2 separate regions of the Homo sapiens genome follow, and region 2 is linked to region 1. A link is a contact called in ENCODE Hi-C data. All regions are on one chromosome and are shown on one strand. The core of a region is the stretch at or near the end of the contact, and the rest is flanking DNA. Distances in the headings are between cores, read along the strand shown.

Region 1 (3,836 bases), core at 607-3,106:
GGAAGTGGGACTGGGAGCTAGATGAAGAGACTAATGCCGTATTCCAGAGTATTCTGGAAGGATGGGAAAGGGACCTTCTAGTTGTTTCTGGATAAATGATGGGGAATTGCCCTATGGGAGGGTGGGGTAAGAGATCCTCACTAGAAGGTTCTGAGAGGTATATGCCCTTCGTTTAAGAGCACAACATGGCTGGGTGCGGTGGCTCACGCCTGTAATCCCAGCACTTTGGGAGGCCGAGGTGGGTGGATCAACTGAGGTCGGAAGTTCAAGACCAGCCTGACCAACATGGAGAAACCCTGTCTCTACCAAAAATACAAAATTAGCCAGGCATGGTGGTGCATCATGCCTGTAATCCCAGCTACTCAGGAGGCTGAGGCAGGAGAATCACTTGAACCCGGGAGGCAGAGGTTGCAGTGAGCCAAGATTGTGCCACTGCACTCCAGCCTGGGCGACAAGAAGGAAACTTCGTCTCAAAAAAAAAAAAAAAAAAAAAAAAAGGAATACAACAGACACTGGTATGTAATGCAGGCACACTCATTTGGGGTAGCAGGAGGTTAAACCTTTAAGTCTTAGTCATCCCATTGGCTCGTGAGCACTGAGAGGGTGGTGGGACATGGATCACCCAGGCTTGGGATTCTGGGGTCTGGATTCGGGACCTCTGTTGTGGTCAGATAGAAGAAGGGGTGGTGAATTTAGAATCAGACCAGGAGAGTCCCTGGATAAGAGCAGGGACAATTTGGGTCACAGAGTAGCTAACAGGCTGGGGACAAAAGGTGGGGTGGGTTTGGGGTTCTGGGCTTGAGTTAGGGGAGAGTTTCCAATGCTGGCTGAGGCTCATACAGGAAGCCAGTCTGGGAAGTGGGTGGTGACAGGGTCTGCAATACCAAGTAGGAGCAGGGGCTCTGGCTAGGCCGGAAGCCACGTGGGCAGGATTTCCTGGTATAATGGGAAATGGGTCTACCGGAGGCCAAAGGAGAGGCTGGAATGTGAGGCTCTATCGGGTTGGAGCTGGTAGTTAGATCCAGAGGGGAACCAGATTCCAAAACCCAAGTACTCGGTGAGACTAAGGATCCTGAAGGGGGACGGTTCTACACTCTAGGAAGGGGGTCCTGGGTGTGGGCAGGGACAGGAATATCAGAGTAGCACAGAGTTCCTTGTTCCGTTTAGAAAAGGAGTGGCGACTCCGGATCTGAATGGGAACCCCGGATCAAGATCCCGGAAAGTAGATCCCGGGACAGACCAAAGTATTGGGGGTCCAGACTACGGAGGTGGGGGGGCGATGGGAGATCCCAGATAGGAAGTGAATACCCGAATAGGATGAGGGATCATCTAGAAGAATTTGGGGTCCAAACTTTGAGGCAGAGTTCTGGGTATAAATGTTAACTGCCGAACAGAATTAGGGAGAACCCCCAAGACTCGTCTAGGGGACTCCAGACTATGAAGAAGTTCTAGGGGGTGAATAGGGAATCCCACGCAAAAATCGGAGCAGGGAGTGGGGGAGCGGAGATCCAGGGCAGGGACTCAGGGTCCCAATGGTACTGGGGTCCCGGAGTTGAATCGAAGCTCCTGAAAATCCAGACTGGGGGGGTGAGAATCCTAGGTGTGAACAGCGGGGTCCCTGGGCAGTATCGGGGATCACAACTCCGAAGCGGGGTCCGGGAGTGGGGAAAGGGATGGGCGCGCGCGCCTTACCTGATGCCGCCAGCGGAAGAGACTGGCCGTGTCGATGTTGGGGTGCGTCTCGTCTTCATCATCAGACACCTCAATGTGGTCCCACACGCTGTAGTCCACCATCTTGCCTTGGCGGCCCAGCCCGCTCCGGCTCGGGTGGCGGCGACGGCGGCAGCAGTGGAGACTAGGAGCGCGGAGCCCCGCCCCTTCCGCTTCCGCCGAGCGCGGGAAACCCCGCCCTGTGTGACGTCACATCCCTAGTAACCGCGGCAGCGGCACTAGCTACCCAGCCAGCCTTAAAGGGCCCTGCGTAAGTGTTCCGGCCCCCTGGAGTTCCCGCAGAGACTCCGCGTCATCGGGCGCTGGGGCTCCGCTAGGTCTCCTGGGGGCATATGAGTGCGCGCTTCAACTCCGAGCCCCCCTCATCTCCCGCCGCTCCACGGTGGGCGTTTGGGGTGGCAGGGAGGGGACGGTTGATGAGACTGAGAGGACTGTCCCCTCAGCCACGCCGCAGTGACGTCTGCAAGGGGTAGGGACACGGCGGGAAGGCCCTCCCCCTGCCCTTCGTAAACGGGGACCTAAGCCTGCGCTGGAGAGGGGCGCCTGATGACTCCTCGGACTTTCTCAGCCCGAGGAGGACTGGACCTGCCCTGGGGGTGTCTAAATCGGGGGTGGTATGGCCCTCCCCTTGCAGGGTTAAACGTGGAGGGGAGACTGTGGCCCTGCCTTGGGAGCTGGGGTTTCCCCGCCTCGGCAACAGCCTTCTCCTTGTCTTCCACCTCCTGCCATTCGCAGCGAGGACTCGCGCGAGCGCGCGCGCGCACACACACACACACACACACACACACGCACACACACACACACACACACTTTGGAATCACCCGGACCCCCTCAAAACGGGTCTCGGCTCCCCACCCCGCTGGCCGCTGGGTGTCGCTAGAGTCTAGCCCACGGCGCGTATTCCTGGCCCCGCGCTTGGTGGGGGGAATCGTGGAGGGGTGGAAGGGGGCTTTCCTTGTCGTCACAGTCTGGGGCCACGCATAGCCCCTCCCCGTTCGTCTTGGGGTACGCTTCCTCCGCCGGGGCTCTAAGGACTCCATTACTCTAAGCATGCAGGGCCTCGACCACCTCACACTTCCATGCATCCCAATCCACGCTTTGATACCAGGATAATAGGCCGTGTTGCAGCCTTGGGCCAGGATTATCTCAGATTAAAGGGTGCTCCCTCGGGGGTCAGGCTGGATAGGAGGAGCTCCAGCCACTCCGGTGAGGGGCGCCTCTTCCTAGTCTCCCCTGGAGCCGACGTTGGAGGCAGTGCCTGGAGAGAGCGAGCGAAGTTCTCCAGAAGGGGGAGGATTCCCCGGTGCATGGAGCGGGAAGGGCCATCGGACAAAAACGTCCTCCCGCTGCCGCCCTTCCCCCTCGCGCTTCATTCAAACCCGCGAGTGGGCGGGCAGGGGCGGGGGAGTCCCCATCTCCTACCCCTCCCTCTTCCCCTCCACCCTGGCAGTCCAGCACATCAGTGGCCGTCACGGCCCGGGCACGCGCGCGCACGGACCCACACCCCGGCGGCTCTCACAATCGCACACACACATACACACACACACCAGCAAACAAAGGGTCTGGACACCCCCGTCCCCTCCCGCCCCCCAGGCCAGGGAGGGCGGGGCATCCCCTCCCCAGGCCCCCCGCAAGGTAAGCTTGGGGCTGCGAGCTGCGGTGGGGAGGGGGACACGGTGCCACAGTGGGAGGGGGCCAGGAAGGTAGGGGGTTCCCCGGCTCCCCAGGAAAGTCGTACCCCCACCCCCACCGTATGCCCTTTAGGGATTCGGCCCCGTCATCAGCCTGGGGGTGTTTGGAGAGAATCCCAGATGTCGGGGATTCCCGGATAGGCGCGGGGGTCTCTTCCTGGCTCTGGAGACTGGAGCTGCCCAGCTTCAGCAAAACAGGGTTCCCGGAGCCTCAGCTTCCAGAACTGGGGATAGAGCGCCGGAAGCTTCCCCATCAACCCCAAGCATTTCCTAATCTGCCAGCACAGCACCTCCAGCCCTGGGGACTGAGGAGAGAGACCCCTAAGTTGCTTTGCACTGTCCCTCTGTCCCCGGTCCCCATCCCACCCCCATCGGTGCAAACCCTGCTATGTCTCTCCTGCCTGTGTGTGTGTG
Region 2 (3,836 bases), core at 971-3,470, 530 kb after region 1:
GGTTTCACCGTGTTAGCCAGGATGGTCTCGATCTCCTGACCTCATGATCCTCCCACCTTGGCCTCCCAAAGTGCTGGGATTACAGGCGTGAGCCACCGCACCCGGCCTCAGCACCCCCTTTTTCTTTTTGAGACAGAGTCTCACTCTGTTCAGGCTGGAGTGCAGTGGCACGATCTTGGCTCACTACCACCTCCGCCTCCCAGGTTCAAGTGATTCTCGAGCCTCAGACTCCTGAGTAGCTGGGACTACAGGTGTGTGCCACCATGCCTGGCTAATTTTTGTATTTTTAGTAGAGATGGGGTTTCACCGCGTTGGCCAGGCTGGTCTCCAACTCCTGACCTCAAGTGATCCACCGCCTCGGCATCCCAAAGTGCTAGGATTACAGGCGCCGACCACTGCACTTGGCTAATTTTTCTATTTTATTTTATTTTTTATTTAATTTTATTTTATTTATCTTATTTTATTTTTGAGACAGAGTCTCATTCTTTTTGCCCAGGCTGGAGTGCACTGGCACGATCTTGGCTCACTGCAACCTCCGCCTGGCGGATTCAAGCGATTCTCCTGCCTCAGCCTCCAGAGTAGCTGGGATTACAGGCGCCCACCACAAAGCCCGGCTAATTTTGTTGTATTTTTAGTAGAGACGGGGTTTCACCATGTTTGGCCAGGCTGGTCTCAAACTCCTGACCTCAGGTGATCCACCCACCCAGGCCTCTCAAAGTGCTGGGATTACAGGCATGAGCCACCCCGCACCCGGCAGTTTTTGTATTTTTGGTAGAGACGGGGTTTCCCCATGTTAGCCAGGCTGGTCTTGAACTCCTCAGGTTATCTGCCCACCTCGGCCCCCTTAAGTGCTGGGATTACAGGCAGGAGCCACTGCGCCCAGTCCATCTTTGGTCTTCTGCATATGCTGTTCCCTGTGCCTGGAACATATACTCCTGCTTCCCTACCCTATTCCCCAGGGAAGCCTTCTGTCTCCTTTAGGTCTCAGCCAATTCCTCACCTCCCCCAGGAGGCCTTTCTCTAACCCACCAGATTGTGTGTGTCCCCTGTGTTCCCATAGTCCCGATCCATAACCAGTCCCACCATAACCCTTTGAGAGCACCACAGTTCGTTCACCAGCACCCACCATCACCAGCACCCTGCCCAGGGGAAGAGTGGCTGAACCCTGAGCATAACTCTGAGCCCCATCCCACCTGCCTCCCCAGCCTGACCTGTGAGGTGTCCACGTCAAAGAAGCTCTGATAGTAGCTGAAGGTCCAGAATCCCGGCTGCTGCTGCTGCTGCTGCTCCTGCAGGAGCTGCACATTGCGGGCATTCAGTGCCTGCCCGGAGAGCCTGGGTCAGCTGGGGGCTGCAAGGAGGCAGGACACAGGGACTCACCGCGGCCTTGTCACTCTCCTCCTCCACCTCATCCTCGGCTCCATAGCTGCCACCTGAGCCCACGGCCACAGCCACGTGCCCTTGTGGGGTCAGCTGATCGCTTCTGCTGGTGGTGGCTGCATCTGGGGTGTCAGCCAGAAGATTAGTGGCCTCCTCGAATTCTGTGGAGGAGGTATATGGGACACACGCACGTTTGAGGGGTGGAAAGAACTCGACTGGGCCCAAGCTAAACCGATGCTCATCTGGGGGCGGAGGCTCTGCTGAGCCATTGATCTCCCCCAAGGTGGGGCCCAACTTCCTCAGTTTGGAGGCATCCGGAGGACATCTGTTCCCTTCCTCCTAAAGTGGAACTGCAACTTAGGGTTGACGCTGGGATGGGGTCAGGGTCTGGGGACGAGAGGCTCGGGTTTGAGGTCTGAGTTCAGGGCGGGGGCGGGGTTCGAGTCAGAGATGGGTCTCACTCCTGGGTCAGGGTTCACAGCCGCCTAGGCTTCGGGGTAGAGAAATTGGAAGCCGTATCGGGGGGAGGTTCTGGCCCGGGGCGGGAGTGGGAGATCCGGCCACGTCGGGGCCGCACTCACCATGGAAGGTCAGCTCGTCGGCCGATGCCATGGTCGTTCAGGGGCGTCTCCGCATCCCTCGCTGAGGACAGAGACCGGTCAGGCACACTTCCCCCCCGCCCCCGAGCCGGTCCCTCGGCCCCCAGCCCTACCTGGCGACCAACTGCACCCACGGAGGCTTGAACTCGTCGTCCCGTCCCCACAGGTGCGCTCCGCCCCCCCTCACCTGAGGCCACCTGGGCCGGCGTGGCTGGGGCTCTCTGCGCCTGCGCGTCTCGCCTACCCGTCAGACTCCAACCGACTCAGACCTGACAGCAACATCCGGCGCCTGTCCTCTTTCTATCCTCTCCCGTTGGGAAGCCACTTCCGGTAAAGTTGGCGCTTGCGCAGAAGAGACTCCCGGGCTCTTAACGTCGGGTATCAGGAGTTTCTTCCCGGAGCAAGGACCCCCAAGACGGAAGAGGATGGCCGCGGCGGCTCTGAGGAGATTTTGGTCCCGGCGCCGCGCAGAGGCGGGCGACGCGGTAGTGGCGAAGCCGGGAGTGTGGGCGCGGCTGGGTGAGTAGCGGCGGAAGGCGGCAGGGTGGGTGGCCGCCGCGACAGGGTGGGTGGCCGCCGCGGCCGGATCACTCTTACCGCGCTCCTCTCCCCTCAGGGTCCTGGGCCCGCGCGCTGCTCCGGGACTACGCCGAGGCCTGCAGGGACGCTTCGGCGGAGGCTAGGGCCCGGCCGGGGCGCGCCGCTGTGTATGTGGGTCTGCTGGGCGGCGCGGCGGCCTGCTTCACGCTGGCGCCCAGCGAGGGTGCCTTCGAGGAGGCGCTGCTGGAGGCGTCGGGGACCCTCCTGCTGCTGGCGCCGGCCACCCGCAACCGCGAGTCCGAAGCCTTCGTGCAGAGGCTGCTCTGGCTGCGGGGCCGTGGCCGCCTGCGCTACGTCAACCTGGGGCTCTGCTCGCTGGTGTACGAGGCGCCCTTCGACGCCCAGGCCAGCCTCTACCAGGCGCGTTGCCGCTACCTGCAGCCCCGCTGGACCGACTTCCCCGGCCGGGTCCTGGACGTGGGCTTCGTGGGTCGCTGGTGGGTGCTGGGGGCCTGGATGCGCGACTGCGACATCAACGACGACGAATTCCTGCACCTGCCGGCGCATTTGCGGGTGGTCGGGCCCCAGCAGCTGCATTCCGAGACCAACGAGCGGCTCTTCGATGAGAAGTACAAGCCTGTCGTGCTCACCGACGATCAGGTGGACCAGGCGCTGTGGGAGGAGCAGGTCTTGCAGAAGGAGAAGAAGGACAGGCTCGCCCTGAGCCAGGCCCACTCGCTGGTGCAGGCGGAGGCCCCGAGATGAAACCCTGAGGCCCCCGAGTCCTGGCAAACTGCTTGCCTGGGGTGGTGCAGTTCTGAGTGTGCCTCACCTGCAGAACAGCTGAGACAGATGATGTGCAAAGTGTTTTCTCACTGGATTTGCACAAGTTTGGGGAGCCTTTCTGCCCCCCGTCTTTGTTCTTTATTAGCTGAAGCTAATTCAGAGCCACCTGGGTCCGGGAGTTGGGGACAGCAGAACGACTTGACACATGTTCATCACTGGCAGAGCTGGTCATGAGCCTTTTATATAAGCCTTTTTCATCGGGCCTCAGAGGCCCTCCTTAAGGAGGTACCACATTGGTCAGCTGACTTGCAAACTCTTCTAAGGCCACTTAGATTTTCTTTTTCAAGTTTGGGTTGTGGCCTGGCATGGTGATGTCTGTAATCCCAGCAGTTTGCAAACTGAGGCAAGAGAATCGCTTGAGGCCAGGAGTTTGAGGCCAGCTAGAGTGACATAGCAAGACTCCGATGCTACAAAAAAGAATAATAATAGTAATTAACTAAATAAAATTTGAGCTGAAATGTTTTTATTCTA

Evidence for each region. Hi-C counts contacts between places; a loop is a spot of excess contacts on that map. Pooled maps may share reads with other maps.
Region 2: a pooled map shows a loop between it and region 1 (7-fold over the local background). The contact joins the promoter of YIPF2 here to the promoter of CDC37 in region 1. A Hi-C loop is called at or near these places in 5 of 50 pooled maps.

What each region holds. Positions count from the first base shown.
Region 1 is chr19:10,401,686-10,405,521 of GRCh38, forward strand. CDC37 (cell division cycle 37, HSP90 cochaperone) reads right to left here and starts at 1,857. Exons shown (of 8, transcript NM_007065.4): 1 at 1,693-1,857. The coding sequence starts at 1,794. MIR1181 (microRNA 1181) reads right to left here and starts at 1,853; the gene lies at 1,773-1,853. RefSeq lists silencers at 1,573-1,632, 3,343-3,392 and an enhancer at 2,033-2,382.
Region 2 is chr19:10,926,419-10,930,254 of GRCh38, forward strand. YIPF2 (Yip1 domain family member 2) reads right to left here and starts at 2,221. Exons shown (of 10, transcript NM_001321439.2): 1 at 2,093-2,221; 2 at 1,962-2,022; 3 at 1,381-1,541; 4 at 1,212-1,298. The coding sequence starts at 1,992. TIMM29 (translocase of inner mitochondrial membrane 29) reads left to right here and starts at 2,393. Exons shown (of 2, transcript NM_138358.4): 1 at 2,393-2,498; 2 at 2,596-3,836. The coding sequence starts at 2,405. The coding sequence ends at 3,284. RefSeq lists enhancers at 852-1,554, 1,555-2,255 and silencers at 2,469-2,748, 2,789-2,838.